Linked DNA regions of Mus musculus: all the other regions are linked to region 2. The links are chromatin loops, found by intact Hi-C in ENCODE. Cell type or tissue: heart. All regions are shown on one strand. Region 1 holds the start of Pwwp3a (PWWP domain containing 3A, DNA repair factor). Region 2 overlaps Fam174c (family with sequence similarity 174, member C). Region 3 overlaps Pwwp3a (PWWP domain containing 3A, DNA repair factor). Region 4 holds the start of Adamtsl5 (ADAMTS-like 5).

Region 1 (5,000 bases), 51 kb after region 2:
TGTCTGTGCATATGAGCCTAAACTCCAGGCATCCAGAGACAGGATTAGAGGCATGCATCATTACACCTGGGTTTTTGTTATGGATTCCTGGGATCGAACTCAGGTCCTTGAGTTTGCATGGCTAGCACTCTAGCTCCTGAGCCTTCTCCCCAGACTCTTTCTCTTTGTTCACTGCTGAGAGCTGAGAGATGCACTGCATGTAGCAGTGAACTCAATCTAAGACTGAAGTCTACACGTACTGCTAGTCCAGGGAACTTCCAATTGTGGATGTTCTGAAAGATTACATTGGAACATCACAATCTCCTCTGAATTAAGGTAGCATAGCACTGGTATTCCCAACATCCAAGACCCCAGTTAGGTCGTGAGGGGACCTTAGGAGGAACCGCATTGCCCTCACTGTGTCCCTGCTCAAGTTTTACAGTTTAGCCCTGATGTAGGATATTCAGTGCATAATGGACAGGACAGTCACTTGTCATGGAATCTCAGAGGACCCCCAACAGGAAAAGACATGGGAAAATGCACTAGCAATGGGGGTCAAGGCCTCTGTTCCTGGGTGCCCGACCCTGGCACATCTGTTCACTGAAGCTGAGGAAGAAGAGAGTTCATAGTGAGTGGGTTAAACAGGGACCAAGTTAACTGGTTCATGGGTAAGTGAGTTAGTAATGAATGGATCAACTGGCAAGTTGGTTAAACCATGAAGAGGTTACTAAATGGATGGGTTGATTAGTAAACGGCTAAACTGATGAATGGGTTGGTTAACTGGTGACTGGGTTTAACTAATTCCTTACATTACCATCTTTTGCTCACTGCTTCTGCTTCAATTGTGAACCTATAGAACCAACCTTGCTGAGAGACCTGGCCATCCCATGCATCCCACGGACACGCTCACACCACCCACTCACCCACATCCCCTCCACCACGCATAACCTCCAAGCTTATGCAGACCAGTAATGCTTGGTGGTGACAATGTGACAATCCTCACTTCAAGAGAATTACCTGAGAATCAGTGGCCTAGAACACACACACACTGCCCACTTTGGCCAGTGCTGTCAGGAGACCCTAGTACTGCCATCTAAGCTTCTGGGCCTGGGATTCCTGACCCCATGTCACTTGTGGCACAAGCCACCATCCTAATGACACCCAGGGTGCAGGCCCGTCATCTCACCTCTGTGGCCAACAACAACACTTGTTCTCCATCTGTAATAAGCACAGTAGAAAAACACTTAGGTTGGAGAGATGGCTCTTCCAGAGGATGGAGGTTCAAATCCCAGCACCCACGTGGCCCCTCACAACTTCCTGTAGTACTCCAAGATCTGATGGCTTCACACAGACATGCATGCAGGCAAACGCCAATGCGCATGAAATGGGAATAAGTAAACCATTTTAAAAAGGAAAAACAGTCATGAGAGACCAGGTCAGTGACATTGCTCAGGTGAGCAGCCTAACTGCCTTAGTTAAGAATTTGAGTGTGAACCTCACCTGCAGTGGTGGCACACGCCTTTAATCCCAGCATTTGGCAGGCAGAGGCAGGTAGAGTTTGAGGCCAGCCTGGTCTCTACAAAGTGAGTACCAGGACAGCCACAGCTATACAGAAAGATCCTGTCTCAAAAAAACAAAAACAAAAACATTTGTCGGCAGCCAAACTGGAAACTTCCAGTTCTAGAAAAGTCCATGGATACAGGTCCTGGATGCAGCCCCCCTCCCTCCCAGTCGCTGACTATGCTTGGGGACCTAGGTATGAGGCCATCTCACATTCTATTTTCCACTTCAGGACTTGGGCATCCTCACTGGATGGCTTTTTTTTTTTCCCACATAGGTGGGATAACTTCCTTCTGGGGTGGGAATCGGGTTACTTCGGAAGCTGGAAGGTACTAGAAGTCTGTGAGGAGCTCGTGAGGCCTTCGCCTTCCCAACCCCCCTCTGTCTTCGCATAGCTGCTCGCAGGCGGAAATCTGTCTGGAAAAAGGGCCCACTTTCCGTCTCAGGAACCATTGCAGGATGTAGGAAAACTGGGGCGTGGACTACGGGCTGAGGCGTGGTCTAGGGAGGCCGCCGCCGTCTGTGGGAGGGGCCATGATGTGAGCTCCATCTTCTTATTGGCCAGCAGCGGGGGGTGGGACTTGGAGCGGGCCTCCCGGTCTACCCTGCCTCGGGCCCAGGGGGAGCCCTCGCCGCGCACTCCACAAGTTGGGCAGGAGGGAAGGCGGTGGAGGGCGTGACCGATGGGCTGAGGCGTGGCCCGCAGGAGGTGGCGCGCTCTTGGGGGGCGGGGTCGAGGCGCAGGTACGCAGTTCCCATTGGGCGGCGGCGCGGGCGGGACTCGGCGCCGCTGTGAGGCAGGCCCCGCCCCTAGCCCGCGGGGATCTGCGCGGCGGCGGAGGCGGTGAGCGCGCGGGCTTGCGGCGGCGGTTGGCGGGCGGGCTTCCGCCGTTGGGACCGCCGCGGCCTGGTCGCTCAGGCTCGGACGCCGCGTCAGGCGGGCTGGGTGGGTGAGCCCGCTGCGGCCTGGGGAGGGCCGGGCGGGGTGCAGGCGGAGAGCCTGGGGAAGGGCGGCGGCTGGGCTGGACCAGCTGGGCCGCGTCCGGTTCTGCGCAGGGCCCACGTGCGGCCGAGGCCCCTGGGGGGCTGAGAACCTCGTTTCCTGGTGCAAACCCTGTGTTTCTGACCTAAGTCCCCTTCTCTGCAGCCTGAGCCCCATCCCTGCCGAGAGCCTCGTATTTCCGGCCTGATCCCTATCTTCTGCAGCCTGAACCCCGTATTTCCGGCCTTATATCTCTCTTCTGCAACCTGAGCCCCGAGTTTCCTACCTTATACCCCTTTTTTGCAGCCTGAACCCGTGTCCTTGCTAAGACCCCGAGTTTCCTGCTGGAGGCCCCTTATTGACCGGATACCTCGACCTCTGCAGTATCAACCCAACATTACACACATACACACACACACCCCGTGCCGCCTGAATCGTGAATTTACTGCTTGGTACCCTGTCTCAGCAGCCTGAATTTATGTCCTTGCTGAAAATTCTGGATTTCTTGCCTTATTTCTTCCCTTTGACCCCCTCTCTGCAGTCTAAGCCCCCAATTTGCTGCTCGAACCTTATCCCTGTTGTGAACTCTGAGTTTCATGTCAGAATCGCAGTCTCCGCGCCCAAACTCCCTCTAGCCTGACCTCCCATTCATTGCTGTAAACCCTATATTTCCTGCTGAACTCAAGTTTCTGCAGCTTGAATCTCAGTTCCTCTGTGAACCCCATCTTTGTTTCCCTACTGCAAACCCCACCTCTTTTACCTGACTCCTACCTGAACCTCTTTCTTTGCTATGGACATATTTGCTGCCCAAACCCCAGTCCTTGTTACCTGAGCCTCATCTTTTGTTGTCTGAGTTCCCATAACGCTGCAGAGCCCTTGTTATCTCCTGAAACCCCACCCTGCTTTAATGAACTCCCATCCTTGCTGGGAACCCTGTTCCCCCAACTCTGCTGCCTGTAATCCCTCTGGAAAACCTTTCCTGCTTCTACGATCCCTTCTACTACATAAACCCTTGTTTCTGCTGGTAGTTCCCTTGTTCCTGCCGTCCTTCCTGCTGCTTTGGTCCCCCTTCCCCCATCTTTCCATTTCTGTTCACAGCCCTGGCTGCTTCTGCCAGAACCCTGCATCTGTCCCTGTCCTTCCAGGGAATGGGGTATGTGGAGTGTGGTGTGTGCTGCAGCCACCCTTCAGGCCCGAGGCAGGGAGGGCTTGTGAGCTTTGCTGCTGCAGCATAGTTTGCGTGCAACCTTAAAGAGGGGATCTGTTAAATTTTATTTACAGAAAACAAGACATTTCCTCAAATTCCAGGGCCCTGCACTTGACTGTCACTTGGCTCTTTGCCCAACGTCTCAAGACCAGGCTCTGAATTGACCTGTGTCCTAGAAGCTGGGTGTGCGGCTAGCCTCTGCCCTGGAAGATTGTGTCTGTGTGAACCTCACTGCTGCAAGCAGCACCTTTCTAAAACACATTTCATTGCAGGGGACCTCTGGCCTCAGTCAAGCCTGTACCACCGCACGCCCAGATACTCCTTTCTGAGTCATGACGGATGCCAAGTATGTCCTCTGCCGATGGGGGAAGCGACTGTGGCCTGCGAAGGTGACAGCCCTTATTCTCTTAATTTCAGGAATTAGAAATGACTTTTGGTGACAATAAAGTCTTCATCAGGCTCTGTTCCTCAGAGTAACTATGAGAGAGAGCCGAGCCTGAATGCTCGGCACTGGGATCTGCTGGCACGAGTCCCAGGGTTCCCTCCACTCCAGGGGGTTTTGGTCTGGCGCTTAGGAGGCCCTAGATCCAGAATTGTCTTTAATTATTTCTCACACTAAGGGGGAAAAAAAAAAACAAAAAAAGAGTCATCTATAAAAAGGCTCAGAAGGCTGTGACCACAGGGAGTGCCTTGCTAGGAGCCCCAGACAGGAATAACTGTAGTGTTTGGGGTGTTCCTTCTAGCAAGTCAGAGGAAGTGCTGAGCTCCTGCCCTGTCCTGGGATGGCCTAGGGCTCCGGTGCCTCAGTTTATACTTGAATAAGAGTTCACATCAGGTCTCTGCTAATCCTGTGGCTGCCACCCGGGAAAGGCTCCCGCTGTCTGTCCCTCCACTGCCATAACAAGAGTTCTTTTTTATTTTTATTTCTACTTTTTTTACACTTAGGTTTTGGCCAGAACCGAGACTTCAGCAAAAAACAAGAAAAAGAAGGAATTCTTCCTAGATGTTCAGATACTCTCGCTGAAGGAAAAGTTAAGTGTGCTTGTTTTTGTTTTTGTTTTCCTAATACTGTCTCTCCCCTTCTGTCTGAGGTTTCTGATACTCTTCTCACAGAAGAAAGAGAAGCCTGTTTCTGCTGGGCTTAGGAGTTCTCTGCTTCTGTGTCTCCACGCTGAGAATCTTAGAGGGAGGACAATAGATTTTATTTGACACACATTTCAGGTTGGAGATTTTAGTCTATGAGGTGCAGGGGAGCTGCAGGAAGCGGGGTCT
Region 2 (5,000 bases):
ACTGGGCTCTGCGGCCTGATCTCGCTTTACTTCCTCATCCGGGCTTTTAGGTGCGTTAGCGCGGCCAATCAGCATCTAGTGAGTCAGGGGGAGGAGGAAATGGGCGGGAGGGCACGTGATTCAGGCTGCCGACTGGGTTTTTTTGTTTGTTTGTTTTTTTTTTTTTTTTTGGTTTTTCGAGACAGGGTTTCTCTGTATAGCCCTGGCTGTCCTGGAACTCACTCTGTAGAGTAGACCAGGCTGGCCTCGAACTCAGAAATCCGCCTGCCTCTGCCTCCCAAGTGCTAGGATTAAAGGCGTGCGCTACCACCGCCCGGCCGACTGGTTCTTATTCTTGTCTCTTTAATTGTGATTTTAAGGCTGACGAGGTGGGCAGCGACCGCAGTATGGCCATCCTCCTAACTCAGCCTCTCTGGTGGTGTGGTGACAGGGGTGGGAAAAAACGTGCTGTACTGCAAAAACTGCAGAAATTCTTTCCTTGGCTGAGGCTCATAAAAGTTTTGCCTAACACCTGCAAAATGCTGTGTGCTGATACATGTCTGTCATCTCAACACTTGGAACTGGAGGCAGGATGATCAGAAGTTAAGGGTCAGCCTGTGTTGCAATACACTGAATCAAAGAAAAAAGAAACCAGCCTTTCATCTTCCATTTTTTTCTTAGCTGCTATGACAGTGCCTTGTGCTTTAATTAGGAAGCTGTGGCTGGCAATCCAACCCAATAGTATCCATGCCTCTACCTCCGTGGTTTTCACTATGCCAAGAGTTGCTCTTATAGTTTGGGTTTTGTTTTTTTGTTTTTGTTTTTTGGTTTTTTTTTCGAGACAGGGTTTCTCTGTATAGCCCTGGCTGTCCTGGAACTCACTTTGTAGACCAGGCTGGCCTTGAACTCAGAAATCCGCCTGCCTCTGCCTCCCGAGTGCTGGGATTAAAGGCGTGCGCCTCCACGCCTGGAGCACTTGTAGTTCTTATGACAAAGGATTCACATCTGGCAAGTGCTTTGGGGGTGGAGGGAAGCATTGCGTGGGTACCCTGGACTTGGTGTCACCCGTGCTGAAGTTGTTTCTGAGGGTGTTTCTGTCCTGCAGACTCAAGAAGTCACAGCGAAGGAGGTATGGGCTCCTGACCAACACGGAGGAGCATGAAGAGATGGCCTCTCAGGACAGCGAGGAAGAGACTGTCTTTGAAACCAGGAATCTGAGATGGTAGGAAGGACTTCATCACTGAGACAAACTAGCAAGGGACAATGTCTCTAAAAGGGCTCAGGGTCTATCTCAGAGCTAGAATCCCCCAGTGAGGGGCTGGGAGTGTGCCAAGAAGGTGGAGTGTCAATAGGGGTTTTGGAAGCTCTAATGGAAACAGATGTTGGAGGAAAGTGCCACACAGGGAATGTGGTACCACAGAGGGTAGAGCAGAACTGCAATGAGAACAAAGGTGGCTTCCTCAGGGTTCTGAGCAGAGTTGAGTGTCCTGTCCTGGTGATGGCTGCTATAGAGCCAAGACCACAATAGGCACTAGATCTGGCTTTCCAAGGGCCCTGGACACCAACTTTATCATCTTCTGTGGTCTCTTCTCCCTACCCTGGTGGACCTGCAAGGGACATCACCTTCTACAGGCTGGGCTGGGCTGGGTTGGAAGGAGGCCCAACCAGTCCCATCCTTCAATACCATATCTTGTCCTGTTCCTTCCCTTGCAGATGTTGAGATGGAGATGACAGGCTGCAAGGACAAGAGAAAACATGTAGTTCTGTGAGCTCTGATGTCAACCTTCCTGGACAGAGCCTGCACAGGCCCTAGGGGGCAGCATAGAGACCTCATTGAGACTAGCCCACAGACTGGAGGGCCCCAAGGCCAGGCTGATGTGGGCTGCTCCGTCAGCCTGCCTCCTGTAAGGGACAAGAGCATCCTCTGATAAGGTGTGATGGAGCAGGGGGCCTGAGGATCTCTGTGCGCCTTCCTGCTGCTTTGGCAACAATAAATGAAGAGTGGCTTTGTAGCTTATCTGAGACCTCCCCCTTGATGCCACACTCAGGTGTCCTGGTGAAGTGAATGAGGGTGTCATGCCTGGCTGCCCTGCCTAGGACAGGGCTCTCCTGTTCATGTCACTGTCCCTAGAGACTATTCTTTTTCTTTTTCTTTTTTTATAGTATAGAATAGAGTTTATTCGGGGCATGGGGAGGGGAGTTAAGAGGGTAGCAGAGGCAGAGAAAGGCAGAGAGAAGGAGAGAGTAGAGAAATGGGGCCTGGTCATGGCCATGTAGAGAGGGGGGGGAAGGGAATTAGGAGTAAGGGGGCAAGAGGCAAAAGAGAGGCAAGAGGGTAAGAGGGTAAGAGCGAGAGAGACTATTCCAAGGCTCCAGTTATGACACTCTGGCTCAGTGTATAGTCACTTACTGCAGTTTCTCAGGATCCTATGGGCTACAGCTCAGAATTAGCCAGTCACCTGCCTCTCTGGTGCTTAAATTTAGGGAAGAGGGATAGGGATGCTAAGTCACTTGCAGTTTGAGGTCTTAACCTCAGTTTTCCTCAGTGTTGAGTCCACACTGCTTGGTCATAACAACTAATTGCCACCAGGTGGCAGCCACATACCACCTAGCCTGCCTCCCAGCTCCCCCACCCCCGCCCCCGCCCCCAGTTACTCTGGGACCAGGTCTCCTCTATTGGTCCTCTTTCAGAACCCTCATAGTCGGAACTCCTTGTCCAGCTCCTGCCCTATAGGTGTCCAGACTTCTTCCACTTCCATACCCACTGATACTCCCACTGGTCTGAGCTGGGTCCCTGAGGCTGGCTGAGCCTACTTACTATGAGTGTTGGTGTCAGGCTGGGTGTGATGGAGAGCCAAGCCATAGCCCACCCTGTATGTCTCTATCTGCCCCCTTCAGTGGCTGGGTCTCTCCTCAGCCTGGGGTGCTCCCCGCAGGAAACCTCTGTTCTGCTTTCCCAACTTGTACCCAGGGGAATCCAGAGCTCCTGAGTCACAGGTCTGGGGTTCCTGTGCCCTGTTGGTCATTCCCCATCTTTGTGTTATGACTGCTGATATGGGCCTGGTTCTAGTCCCTGGAGCTGTGCCCCAGGCTCCTCAGCTCAGCCATTGCTGGAGCTTCAAAAGAGAGGGTGATTAGTCTAATGAGATCAGGAGAGACCCCAGCCCCCACCCCTGCTTCTGCTCCCAGGGAGGGTGGCCCCACCACCATCCGCAGTCACTGAACCCCAGCATTAGCAGGGGTAATTGGCAGTTCCATCAAGGTTAATGCACTATTAGCCAGTGCTCTTGCACAGCTGAAAGCTGGGAGAAGGGCCTGTCAGGCAAGATGGAAGGCCTTGGGCCCTGGCCAGCCTGTGAGTGCCCAAGGAGTGAGTGTGTGCCCCTGGGGTGAGGAGTGTGAGTGTGTGCACCTGGGGTGGCTCTCAGCACACACACAGCAGGGCCAGGGGCTTGAACTCAGAATGCTGTTGCCACCTGTACCCATCCTGAATCTGAGCCTTGGACTGGCAGAAAGGCTCAGCAGGTGAAGCCACATGCTGCCAAGCCGGAGTTTGATCCCTGGACCCACGTGGTTGAAGGAGAGAACAAACTCCTGTAAATTGCCTTCAGAGTGCCACACCACAATACAGGAAAAAAATAAACTGTCCCCCGAAGCATCATCCCCCCAATATGGGCAAACCAAGCCTCTTGGTGCTCCCCTCGCCCCCAAAGAGCTAGCTGTCAGCTGCTCCATTGGGGACATGGGGGCAAGTGCATGTCACAGACCAGTCACATCTTCTTTGGAAGTCAAGAGTTGACAGCTGCGACCCTACATGGATGGAGTTCCACAAAGGGAAGGCAGGCCAGGGTACTCTGAGTCCCTCTGTAGGGCTCAGGCTAGCCTCTCCCAACAGGGGCCTGGGTAGGCACAGCAGTCTGCTGGGACTTGGACAGTTCTAGTTGTGGGAAGATGGGTTTGGGATCAAAGCCTGACCTGTGCCTTGAGCTTGAGGGGAGGGGAAGATGATAGACAGGAGAGAATGAGAAGGGATGGGAGGGGGGATGAATGGTGGGAGGGTATAGAAAAGGGAGGAGGGAGTGCTTGCATTGAGAAGAGAAGAAGGCAAGAGGGAGGGAGGATTTCCTCTGAGGTTCTGTTTGCCAGTAATGCAAAGATTATTATTTCTTTGGGCTCCAGTGGGTGCCTATTGCTTGGGTTGGGCAAATATCTACCCTGTCCTTACTCTGCAGGTGGCAAGCTAGAAGGGGGGCACTTGTGGGATCCATAACCCACCCCCAACTCCCAACTGCCCAGCCCTGTCTCAGCTCAGGCGGGCAATTTGGTACAATTTATTCTGTAATGAGAAATTTCTCTCGGCATAATTTTAGCCTCCTGCCTGGCAATGTGGCCTTTGATGGCTGTAGAGTCACCAGACACTGAGATCAGGAGCCTGAGGCTTTGCCCTGTGTACCAGAGTGGCATGGGTGGGGCATGGGTGACCAACCAGGGTTGATGAGTGAAGCCTGGAGACAGGGTTGGCCCAGGGCCACTGAAGACCGTCAGTGTGGGTTTGAATCATAGGGTGAGCAATGGCCTGAGCACACAGCCCCAGCAGATGGTTGAAGGACCCAGATATCCCATAACAGATCTCACCTGATGGATCTGAAGCCACCTTTGACCCTGGTAACTCCTGACCTTCATTGATGCTTGTCTCCATGGTAGGCCCCTGACCTCTGACTATCTCCAAGGCAGGGTCTTATTTCCAGTGACCACTGGCCTCATGGTCTGAGGCAGGATGCCTGCGGAGGGCATGGGACTTCCTAGGCTCCCTGTCACTATGGTGGCCAGGCAGGGCTCCCTGGAACAAAAGGCCTTCTGAGGCCCTGCTCTCCCCTCATCTGTGTGTCCTCAGGAGCGACAGGCAGGCTTGGGAGGTAGAGTGGGGGACAGCCGCCTTTGTTCCTGTCCTCACTCTGGATCTGACCTTGAGACAACAGACAAGAACAGAAGGCAAAGCTTTCTGCTCAAATCCACTGGCG
Region 3 (5,000 bases), 69 kb after region 2:
AGGGCTCTGCCCCGCCTGCTCCCGTGTGGCTGATAGAGAGCACAGAGCTAGATTAAGAGGCAGTGTAGCCGTCAGCAGGGCAGCGGGTTGAAGCTGCCTGTCCTGTCGCCTACAGCACTCCTAAGATGTGTGGCCCCAGAGCCTCTAATCCACCTCTGGGCATGCTGCCAGACTTCAGTGGGAGGCAGGCAGGGCAGTGACAGGCAGAGGATGCCACTGCAGTCACAAATAGGGTCTCCATCCAGAGCCTCATCCTGGGTTCATTGCCTCTAAAAATAAGTTGGCATCCCCAGGAGGACGGTGGGACCACTGGCACAGGGCCTCCTGGTACCCAGGGCAGCCATATTAGGTGGCGACGTCCACTGACTCGGTCAAGAGTATCAGCTCCTGTCATTTGCAGGATTCTGACCCTGAGATAACATTGCAGCAAAGGCCTCTGTACAGACCCTCAGGCTGCGGTCCAGTCCCCAGCTCTCAGCAGTCACGGGCTCCATGCTAAGTACATAACTGTAGTGCTCTCATCCCAGCACTTGTGAGGTGAGGAGAAGCCTGTCTGGGCTGGAGAAGCTATCTCAGTCAGCAGAGTGCTGGGTGTTGCTGCCCCCAGGCCTGCTGTGAAAGGCTGGGGATGGTTGTGTGTGCCAGTTCCAGTCCTGGGAAGGGGTAGATATTCTGGGCTCAATGTCAGCACCCTAATCAGCAAATACCAGGTTCAGAGTGGGAGTCCCGTTTCCAAAACCAAGGTGGAGAATGAGAGACATGCTTGATGTCACCCTATGGCCTCCATATTGTGCATGTGTGTGCATGGATACCTGTGTGTGCCTGGTGCCTGTCAAAAGAGGGCCTTGGATGCCCTGGAAATGGAGTTAGGGATGGGGTGGGTGATCGGAACTGAACTCGGGTCCTGGGCAAGATCAGCAAGTTGTTCTAGTCTCTGAGCCATTTGTCCAGCTCCTGAAATATTCTTTAGAGCAAGGGTGATTGGGCAAAGTGAAGCAGAAGGATGTAAGATCAAGCCTGGGCTAGGTGAGTCTTTGTCACACACATAAAAAAAATCAGTCTGGGGCTGTGCTCAGTGCTCAGAGTACTTGTCTGCATGGAGCCCTCTGTTCCATCCCCAGATTCAGTGCAATAAAATTTACTGTCTTTGTATCTTGTGTGGCAGTCAGCAGCTCTTTCTGCCCCATGCCATTGCCCTAAAAGCTGAAAGCTTCCAGACTGCAGTGTCCCCATCGGTGCCGGCATTGCTGTTGGCTATTCTGCCATGGCAGAGCATCTTTCTTCTTCGTGGCCTGTTTCCTTCAATGCATAAATGCACACTCAGCCCATGCCACTGCTGATTGTTCTAGAGTCGCTGGTGCCCACTTGGTGCCTCTCACGGGCAGTCTCTTGTTTCTTGAAGGGAAAAGGAAATCTTTGACAATGAACTCCTGGAGGAGAGGAACCGACGCCGTCGCTGATGCCGCAGTCTGCACCTGGCCGGCCAGCACTGGGTGTGACCTGCCAGAGGCCTCCACCAGGCCTAGGAGTGTGAGAACTTTGACCTGTGCGTGGGTTCTACGTCTTCAGCCTAAGTCTGGGAGATCAGATGCCATCAGATGCCTGCTGCCATCTATGAACAGCTGCTTTCTGGAAGTTTCTGTGTGTTTTTGTGTATACATGTGTATGTCTGGTTTTATTTTTTTTAATTATTTTGTTTATAAATGCGTTTGAATGCATATGTGTCATAGTCATTGCACAGTGTGGCTGGCATGTGCGCTCTATGTCCCATGTTGCTTGGTGTGCCCGCCCTACAGACATTTCTGGAAAGACTGACCTGAACACGTGACTCCCAGAGCATTGACATGTTGCCCTGGCATTCATTGTTCTGCTTATTTCCTCTCCAGTTTCTGGAATCTTCTCTGCCTCTCCTGTGTGGTGAGCAGGCAGTGGGGACTCTTGCAGGAACAGTCTTTGCAGGTGGGAGATGTTAGGGAGGTGGGAACATGTTTGTTCACTGGGCTCCTTGTAGTCTTGCAAGGCCGGGCAGGCCAGCAGCGTTCATCCCCACCCCATGCTCTCTGTTCCCCTGCGCCCCCAGCCAAGCACTGATTACGCAGGGCTGCCACTGGCTTCTAGCCTGGCCCCACCACCCCACCTAAAAACCTCTTCTGGACCGAGGATGGTGGGGATGACAATAAGAAAAGGCAGATTCCTGCATGGTTGCCATGGATGCACGATCTCACCGTGGTTGTGTGGAAGCTCTGTCCACCCAGAGCGAGGGTGAAGCCACTAGTAGCAGTGGACAGCCCTATGCTGAGCTATGCCAGCCAGCTGCAAAGCCCATAGGATACTCAGCCAGGTGTTGGGTTGCTGGATATGGAACACATGGGTGTCCTTGACACTTGTGGCCATCCCAGAATGAGATGGGGATGATTAAGCATCACCCTAGACCCCTGCATCGGACAGCACATCGCGCCAGGATGGTATGAGATAGGTGAGTACAGACGTGGCCTGTCAGGACAGGCACAGCTGAGCAGCACTGTCTGTGGCCTCTCGACTCAAATTTCTCTACCATCTTTGTTGAAATTGGGGTCACGGAGAACCAGGTCAGAGACCTTGTTCAGGCTGCAGCTTGTCCTACCATCCATAGGGACCACCCGTGGAAGGGACACTGGATTTGAGGTATCAGAATATTGCTGTCAGGGCCTTCTGCCCAGAAGAGGCCTGATGCCAGGAACTCAGCTTCTTGTTGGCACTGGGAAATGGGTCTGCCCTTGGTCCATGTACAGCTCTGTCAGGGAGTGAGAGGCTTTTCAGAACCGCAAGAAACCCAGTGCAAGTTCCTCCTCAGTAGCTACAGTCTTCACTGCTGTGCCCGACTGTGGCCTTAAGAGTAGCTTCTCCTCTGACGCCCTCTTCTGGCGTGTCTGAAGACAGCTACAGTGTACTTACATATAATAAATAAATAAATAAATCTTTAAAAAAAAAAAAAAAAAAAAAAAAAGAGTAGCTTCTCCCCAGGACAGGCTTGTCTCACACTGGGAGTGGCACTTCACCTGGCCCCACTACTCCCCTGTGTGGTGGGCCTGGGGCAAACAACACCCTGCTTTCCACCTGGGGTCCATACACAGACCATCTTGGAGACAGAATGGTCACAAATTCAGTCAGGGCCTGCAGCATCTCCCTAGAGCAGCACCTTAAACACCCTTTAAAGCCCTGCATCCTGTGGGTGACAATGGCCTGTATTTCAACTTGTCTGGAGGCCACATTTCTCTCTACACCTTGGGTTATGATCTGGCTGATTTGGAGGGGCTGAGATACCAGATATGATTCCCTCATCCCTGTCTTGTCAGTGCCCCCCACATCCTCTGTGACTCCCACATGCCCCTCAGGGCCTCAGATCTCTGACACCAGATGGGTCACTTTTAGGGTATCCAAGGCCCTATAGTTGATGATAGGTGCATCACTGGCCAGCCTATAGGACAGGAATGTCCCAGTTGAAGTGGGCACATTCCCTAGACATTACCCAGTGTCCCACAGCTAGGATTCAAGAGGCCTTTTCTCCTCCTGTCCCATTGTGGTGGAGATAAGCCTGTGGCCTCTTCTGCCGGTTGATATTCCTTCCCTCCAAAAACCTCTACAATCCCTCGGCTCCCTGGTGCCATCTAGTGGTATTTTCCCACCTGTATCTCAGGGACCTTAACTCGTGTCTCACTGGAAGCCCAGGCACCACAAGGTAAAAAGACTCAGACTCCTCAAGAAGCAGCAGATGGGCAGCAGAGACATAGAGGTCCTGACCCAGGCACATTAGCGAGTGGATTGTGGATCTTTTGTGCCGTGCCAGGTGCTGCGCCACGCCATGAAAATGGGAAGTGACCCTAGGTCCATCTTGCCTCTCTATCTTGCACTGCAGTGTCCTTCCCCATCCACCCCTCCTCCCCTTCCTCCTCATCTCTTCCTGTTCCATCATCCCCAACTTTCTTGCCCACAGCTATCAAAGCCCCAAGCTGCCCTTTCATTCCCTCCTGACCTGTTCTTGTGATGTCCTTGAAGCTCTGGATTCCTGCCTGAGCACTACTCTGTTTGCCTGACTGCTGTCCATCTGTCAGGCAACCAGACACACTGACCAATCCTCCTCAAGCCACAGCTAGAGCATGTTTCCCAGAGCCTGGTGACAAGGAGTACTCGTCCATGGTCTGTAGATGGGGGGTAATCAAGAGGGGGCAGTTGAGGGGCTGGAGAGATGGCTAGTGGTTAAGAGCACTGACTGCTTTTCCAGAGGTCCAGAATTCAAATCCCAGCAACCACATGGTGGCTCACAACCATCTGTAATGAGATCTGATGACCTCTTCTGGTGTGTCTGAAGACAGCTACAGTGTACTTATATATAATAAATAAATAAACCTTTTAAAAAAAGAGGGGGGTGCAGTTAGTTGATACTACATCAGAGGCAATGGGATAAATATCATCAGGCTGAAGACCCTGAACTCGCCTGGACTTTTGCAGTGCTCAGAATGAACCAAAATCGTGTTCATGTCCCACCACCAAACCATATCCCACCCTTGTCTAGAATGTACTGTATTTGTTGTGGGAGGGGCAAGGCAAGTGGGTGTGGGAGTGGGTATGGGTGTTCGAACTTGTGTGTGAATGTGTGTGTGTGTGTGTATGTGTGTAGGTTGGAGAACATCTTTCCCTATGTGGTTGGAACTTAGGTAGTCAGGCTTGGTGGCAAGTGTCTCTGATATACTGAGCTATCCGGCTGCCTCTCCCACTGTTTAGTACCAAATGTGTCCCAAACACTATGTAACACAAAGTGGCCTCAACTCCACAGGGACCCTACTTTAGTCAGTGTGTCTCTTTGCCTCTGTCTTGAGACAAGGTCTCTATATGCAGCTTTGGCTGTCCGGATCTATGAAGACCAGGCAGGCTTCAAATTCATGCAGATCTGCTTGCTTCAGCCTTTCAAATGTCAGAATTCCAGGTGCTCGCCACCATACTCAGCTCTTCCTCTTACACAG
Region 4 (5,000 bases), 170 kb after region 2:
GAGACAGGCAGATCTGAGTTCGAGGCCAGCCTGGTTTACAGAGTGAATTTCAGGACAGCCAGGACCACTGTGTCTTGAAAACAGCATACATATACATACATGTGTACATGCATGCATGCACACACACACGCGTGCACACACATGCACACAGTGCAGCGCTGGAAGATGCCAGCAGCATTGACTCCCTTCGCTGAGCTGAGCTACAGTTGCTCCCAACTTGGCATGGGTGCTTGGAACCAATTGTGGGTTCTCTTAAGGAGCAAGGTAAGATCTTGAACACTGGGCTGGTGAGATGGCTCAGTGGGTAAGAGCACCCGACTGCTCTTCTGAAGGTCAGGAGTTCAAATCCCAGCAACCACATGGTGGCTCACAACCATCCGTAAGGAGATCTGACTCCCTCTTCTGGAGTGTCTGAAGACAGCTACAGTGTACTTACATATAATAAATAAATAAATCTTAAAAAAAAAAAAGATCTTGAACACTGAGCATCTCTCCACCTCCTCCTGTGTTTATTTGAGACACTCTCGCTATGTAATCCAGGCTGTCCCAAAACTCTCTATGTGGCCCAGGCTGGTCTGTCAACTCACAGAGGCCCGCCTGCCTCTGCCTCCCAGGTGCTGGGACTAAAGATTTGCACACGTGCTTTTCTTTTTTTCTTTTTTTGGTTTTTCAAGACAGGGTTTCTCTGTGTAGCCCTGGCTATCCTGGCACTCACTTTGTAGACCAGGCTGGCCTCGAACTCAGAAATCCGCCTGCCTCTTCCTCTCGAGTGCTGGGATTAAAGGCGTGCATCACCACGCCCAGCTTTCTTTTTTTCTTTTTTATTTTTTTTTTAGATAGGGTCTTGTAGCCCAGGTTGGTCTTAAACTTCCTGAGTAGCTAAGGATAACCTTGAACTCGTGACCTTCCTGCCTCCCCTACTAGCTCCTGGACAGTGGGCACTGGGCTTTTGCTCTAGGACAGGCTTCTGCTTTCCTTTTGAGATGGGAGTCTTGATCTGTAGCTCAGGCTAGGCTCAAACTCTGAAAAATCCTCCTCCCTTAGCCTCCTGGGACAAAGTTGCTAGTCCTGGACTGCCACACACCCACCTTAATCAGTTCTTCCTATAGACAATGTGTTCTTTTATTTTGTTTTTGTTTTTTTTTAAAGATTTTTATTTATTTATTATATGTAAGTACACTGTAGCTGTCTTCAGACACTCCAGAAGAGGGAGTCAGATCCCATTACGGATGGTTGTGAGCCACCATGTGGTTGCTGGGATTTGAACTCAGGACCTTTGGAAGAGCAGTCGGGTGCTCTTACCCACTGAGCCATCTCACCAGCCCCAGTGTGTTCTTTTATAATGCACAAGGAATCCTTTAAGGACAGTTTTTAGGTGGCTGCAAGTTTAGTCACCCCTTTCATCTACCTTCCTGGGTGGCCAGGAACCAACCATTCCATTTCTCCAGGCCTCGGTTTCCCCATCTGTGCAGTGAAAACCCGCGGAACCCCATCCCTGAGTCTCTGAGAGCCTGTAGAGGGATAATTAATGGAGGCTCATCCAGAAACTCAGGGTGGAATGGATGTCCCCCTCCCAGCTGCCCCCCAGCCTCTGGGGACCGCTGTGCTCCCAGGTACCCCATAGCCTAAGGGACCTCCTCCCCACCCCCAACCCCACCCCGTGGCAGGCGCTGGGCGGCTGACCTGGCCTCCTGCCAACACGTGGGTCATGGTCTCATCTGCCAGAGCTGCGGGCTGCGGTGCCTAGAGGATCTGCGGACAAGAAGAGCAGGGTGGGGCTGAGTGGAGGTCTCAGTTTCCCCAACTGTAGAGACCGGATGAAGTCATTCTCAGCCGACGCCCTCCTCCTCGTGATCCCAGCCTGGCAAGACCAGCCAGGAGGGAAGGGAACCAAGATGAAGTGAGTCCCTTCTGGGCCCGGGCCAGGCTCTCTGAAGGGCACACGGGCTCTCAAAGATCTGCAGCCCACAGGGTCCAGGTACCTGAAAAAGGGGTAAGGAGGACAAAAGTACCCCGGCCCGGCTGGAACCAGGGTCTCTCCGGTTGTCAGCCAATCTGATGTCCTTTAGGACACCTTGGGACCGAGATGGCTGTAAATTGGAAACTCACGGGAACTGCTTCAAGACACTCGCCGGACCCTTCCTTCTGCGGGCCCAGAAACTGGGCTGTCCCGGGAAGGAAGGAAGAAGGAGGCTGGGGAAGGCCATCTCATAACCCCCTTCGTGAGGGGGGCTCCTACCCATGTCTGTCAATGCCCTCTCCCGAGCACCGCATCTAGCACTGCATCCCTCTCCCGCATTGGTGCACCAGTCACTGGGGTGTCGGTCTCCTGAGTTTCAGTCCCATCCCGTAGGAAGTGCGACCCCCAAACTCACCCACCATCCTAGGGATTGCTGCTTTCGCTCCGAGCAGGGAAAGAAACCAATCTCATCCCCGCCGCCACACCGGGTGGAATAGTGGCAGGATGGGAAGAGGGACTTACCATCTGCTGAGAGCCCAAGGCAATACGTCCAAGTTTCCCCGGGACGCCCCGGGGACTGGCGGAAGCGGCGGGGCCCCAAAGTGCGGGACTGCGAACTCGGTCGATCCCTCCCACCCGGGCCTCCTAGGCGCGCCCAGGCTGGGGTCACCGAGGGCGCAGGCCAAGGGCGCCCTCGTGCGGCAGGAGAGGGCGCACGCGTTGGGCCCGGACCTGCGGCAGGGGGCTGACCTACTGTGTCTGACAGCGCAGCTCAGCGGCCCAGCGTTGGTCCTGATATCCTGGGTGCCAGTGACCTTGGGAAGTGCAGCTGCGGGGCGGTGCGCGGGGGTGACTGGACTGCTATTCCGGGCGCCGCGCTCAGGGCCAGGGAATGTGCCTAGCGCTGGGGCTTGGGGTGGGATAGTCCATGCCAGGGCGCCCTCTCACTCTCAGTACCCCGTCCTGCTCCGTAGCACCCCGCAGCCAGATACGCCAGATTTCCTCTCCTCATCCCCATCACCCACTCAGGCCAGGCTCCTAGCTCTGTCCCAACAATCCCTGGGACCCCAACCCAGGTCTCCATCATCCCTGCAACTGGGACTTCCCACCCCGTCCCTGTTACCCCCAATTAGACCTCTCCACGCTGGTCCACATCATTCCCCAGTTAGACCTTCCTGCCTTGGTTCGCATCTCCACCCCCCCCGCCCCCCGACTCCTCACTCGAGTCCCAAGCATCCCCTCACGAGGCCCCGCGCGCCCGCTGGGGGCGGAGGGACCCTCCCTGCCCCACATTCCCAGGCGCTGCCGTCACCAATGCTCCACCCGGTCCCGCCCTCTAGGCCTGGACGCCAGTGCTGCTTCTCTCCACTGGTTTTGGCCTCAAGCCCTCCGCCTCAGTTTCCCATTCCCGGCACTCTGCCAGCCTCTTGTGGACCCCCTGACCCCATCGCCTTCGTGTAGCCTCCCGGCAGCCGGGCAGAAGGACGCCGCACTGCGATGATCAGTGCTGTGTGGACCATGCTATTCCTGGGCGCTGAACTCGCCTCCTCTAGGAAGCCCACCTGGCTGACCTCTGGCCCGCTTTCCTCACAGGGCACGGTGCCTGCTGTATGCACTCCCTGAAAAGCAGACTGCCTGCAGTATTTACTACACATAGAGGACAGTGTCTGCTGTATACACCTGCCTCAGGGAGGTCCTCTGGACAGGGCTCAGCACAGGACAGCCGCTGGAAACATCTCTGAGTGTGACCACTCCGTGACATTATTATGCAAGTCACTGTGTGCACACAGCTATGGCCCAGCAGCCAAGCCCAGTGTGGGGAGGTGGCCATGCATGGCCATGACTCCGATTTCTGACACCCATCATCCTGTTGAAGAAAAGATGCTAAGGCCAGGCATGGGCTGTGAGGAGAACCCCTACAGAACATATAACCACTAAAGGGGCTAGAGGCAAGGGTGGCCTAGCCAGGGTCAGCAGGAGAATGAGAGACAATCCTGACGTCCTGCTGTGAAAGGAAGGGACCTCAGCAAAGCAAAGATGAGGACCGTGTTAGGGAGAGAGAGGGGCCCGTGCAGTAGGAGTTCTGTTCTGGTATACAGTAGGCATGCACTCTGTCCTGGTATACAGTAGGCATGCACTCTGCATGGAGGATATACAGCAGACATAGATTTACAGGAGAAAATATGCAACAGATATACTATCCAGGTAGTGCACATAGTAGGCACTGAAGGGGAGTATACATTAGGTGCCCCGTCCTTCATGATACAAGTGTGCAGGAAACACTGTGTCTGGCAGAGCGAGCATATAGCTCACAGTATATACAATAGGTGCATATGTACAATAGGCCCTCTCCCTTGCAGGGATAGCATACAGTAGGCACTTTGCTGTGCAGCCACTGCCTACAGTAGACACTACGCTCTGAAGAGAGTGTGTCCAGTGAACATGGCTCTTTCCCCAGTTTTCCTAAAGCAGACTATCGCAGTGAAGCCGGCACCCGTCAAAAGCTGAGGCCTACAAGGAGGCCATAGAGCGGGCACTGTGTCATACAGGAGCATATACAGAAGGTGGTATGCTCTGCAGGGTGTGCACACAGCAGGCACTGTGGGGCACTTCCCTGCAGTTCTGACTCAGTCCAGCAGAGGGTGCACCAGGGCTCCAGAGCTCCCCTAAGTTTGCTCAGGACAGTGCAGCCTGCTGGGGACAGCTCTGATCCACACCCACTTCCAGCCGGGTTACCACCCTCGGAGCGCCTTCTAGGACCCATTCACCTCTGCCAGGATGGGATTGGGGCAGGGGACAGGGCTTAGTGGGACTCTCAGCTATCTGTAAGACCAGAGCTTGCAAACCAAATGGCCAACAGCTTGACTCAGGTACTTAAACATTTAACAAGTGGGTGTAGCCATACACACTTGTCATCCTAGCACTGGATAAGCGGAGGTAGGAGGATCGGAGTTGGAGGTTATCCCCAGCTGCATAGGATGTTTGAGTTTGGCACAAGCATCACCGAGCACGGACAGAGCCTGGGTGTCGTTCCCAGCAC

Evidence for each region. Peaks named below come from ENCODE experiments on the same cell type or tissue, not always from the same donor. Only the 100,000 strongest peaks of a DNase experiment are listed, where the experiment ranks them.
Region 1: it touches region 2 in a loop (2.6-fold over the local background); 3 of 42 quality-filtered maps call a loop at or near these places.
Region 3: it touches region 2 in a loop (7-fold over the local background); 39 of 42 quality-filtered maps call a loop at or near these places.
Region 4: a loop joins it to region 2, with 16 times the contacts of the local background. A loop is called at or near these places in 7 of 42 quality-filtered maps.

What each region holds. Positions count from the first base shown.
Region 1 is chr10:80,224,322-80,229,321 of GRCm38, forward strand. Pwwp3a (PWWP domain containing 3A, DNA repair factor) reads left to right here and starts at 2,277. Exons shown (of 14, transcript NM_023431.5): 1 at 2,277-2,383; 2 at 4,001-4,117; 3 at 4,674-4,759. The coding sequence starts at 4,061. In heart, a CTCF peak has its summit at 2,170; DNase peaks (open chromatin) are centred at 1,150, 1,420 and 2,170; H3K4me3 peaks cover 3,096 bases; H3K27ac peaks cover 3,045 bases.
Region 2 is chr10:80,173,125-80,178,124 of GRCm38, forward strand. It overlaps Fam174c (family with sequence similarity 174, member C), which reads left to right. Exons shown (of 3, transcript NM_027207.2): 1 at 1-50; 2 at 1,085-1,201; 3 at 1,693-1,995. The coding sequence ends at 1,693. Among named protein-coding and RNA genes, the nearest start is that of Fam174c, 2.7 kb to the left of the region's middle. In heart, CTCF peaks have their summits at 1,796 and 2,556 (motif pointing right); DNase peaks (open chromatin) are centred at 47, 427, 1,767, 2,787 and 4 weaker places; H3K4me3 peaks cover 2,062 bases; H3K27ac peaks cover 1,294 bases.
Region 3 is chr10:80,242,184-80,247,183 of GRCm38, forward strand. It overlaps Pwwp3a (PWWP domain containing 3A, DNA repair factor), which reads left to right. Exons shown (of 14, transcript NM_023431.5): 14 at 1,403-2,961. The coding sequence ends at 1,460. Among named protein-coding and RNA genes, the nearest start is that of n-TFgaa3, 4.4 kb to the right of the region's middle. In heart, a CTCF peak has its summit at 2,893 (motif pointing left); DNase peaks (open chromatin) are centred at 2,781 and 3,648; H3K4me3 peaks cover 682 bases; H3K27ac peaks cover 1,310 bases.
Region 4 is chr10:80,345,874-80,350,873 of GRCm38, forward strand. Adamtsl5 (ADAMTS-like 5) reads right to left here and starts at 2,575. Exons shown (of 13, transcript NM_001285435.1): 1 at 2,483-2,575; 2 at 1,684-1,752. In heart, CTCF peaks have their summits at 2,656, 4,586 (motif pointing right) and 4,793; DNase peaks (open chromatin) are centred at 1,818, 2,678, 3,328 and 4,598; H3K4me3 peaks cover 1,973 bases; H3K27ac peaks cover 1,776 bases; H3K27me3 peaks cover 4,547 bases.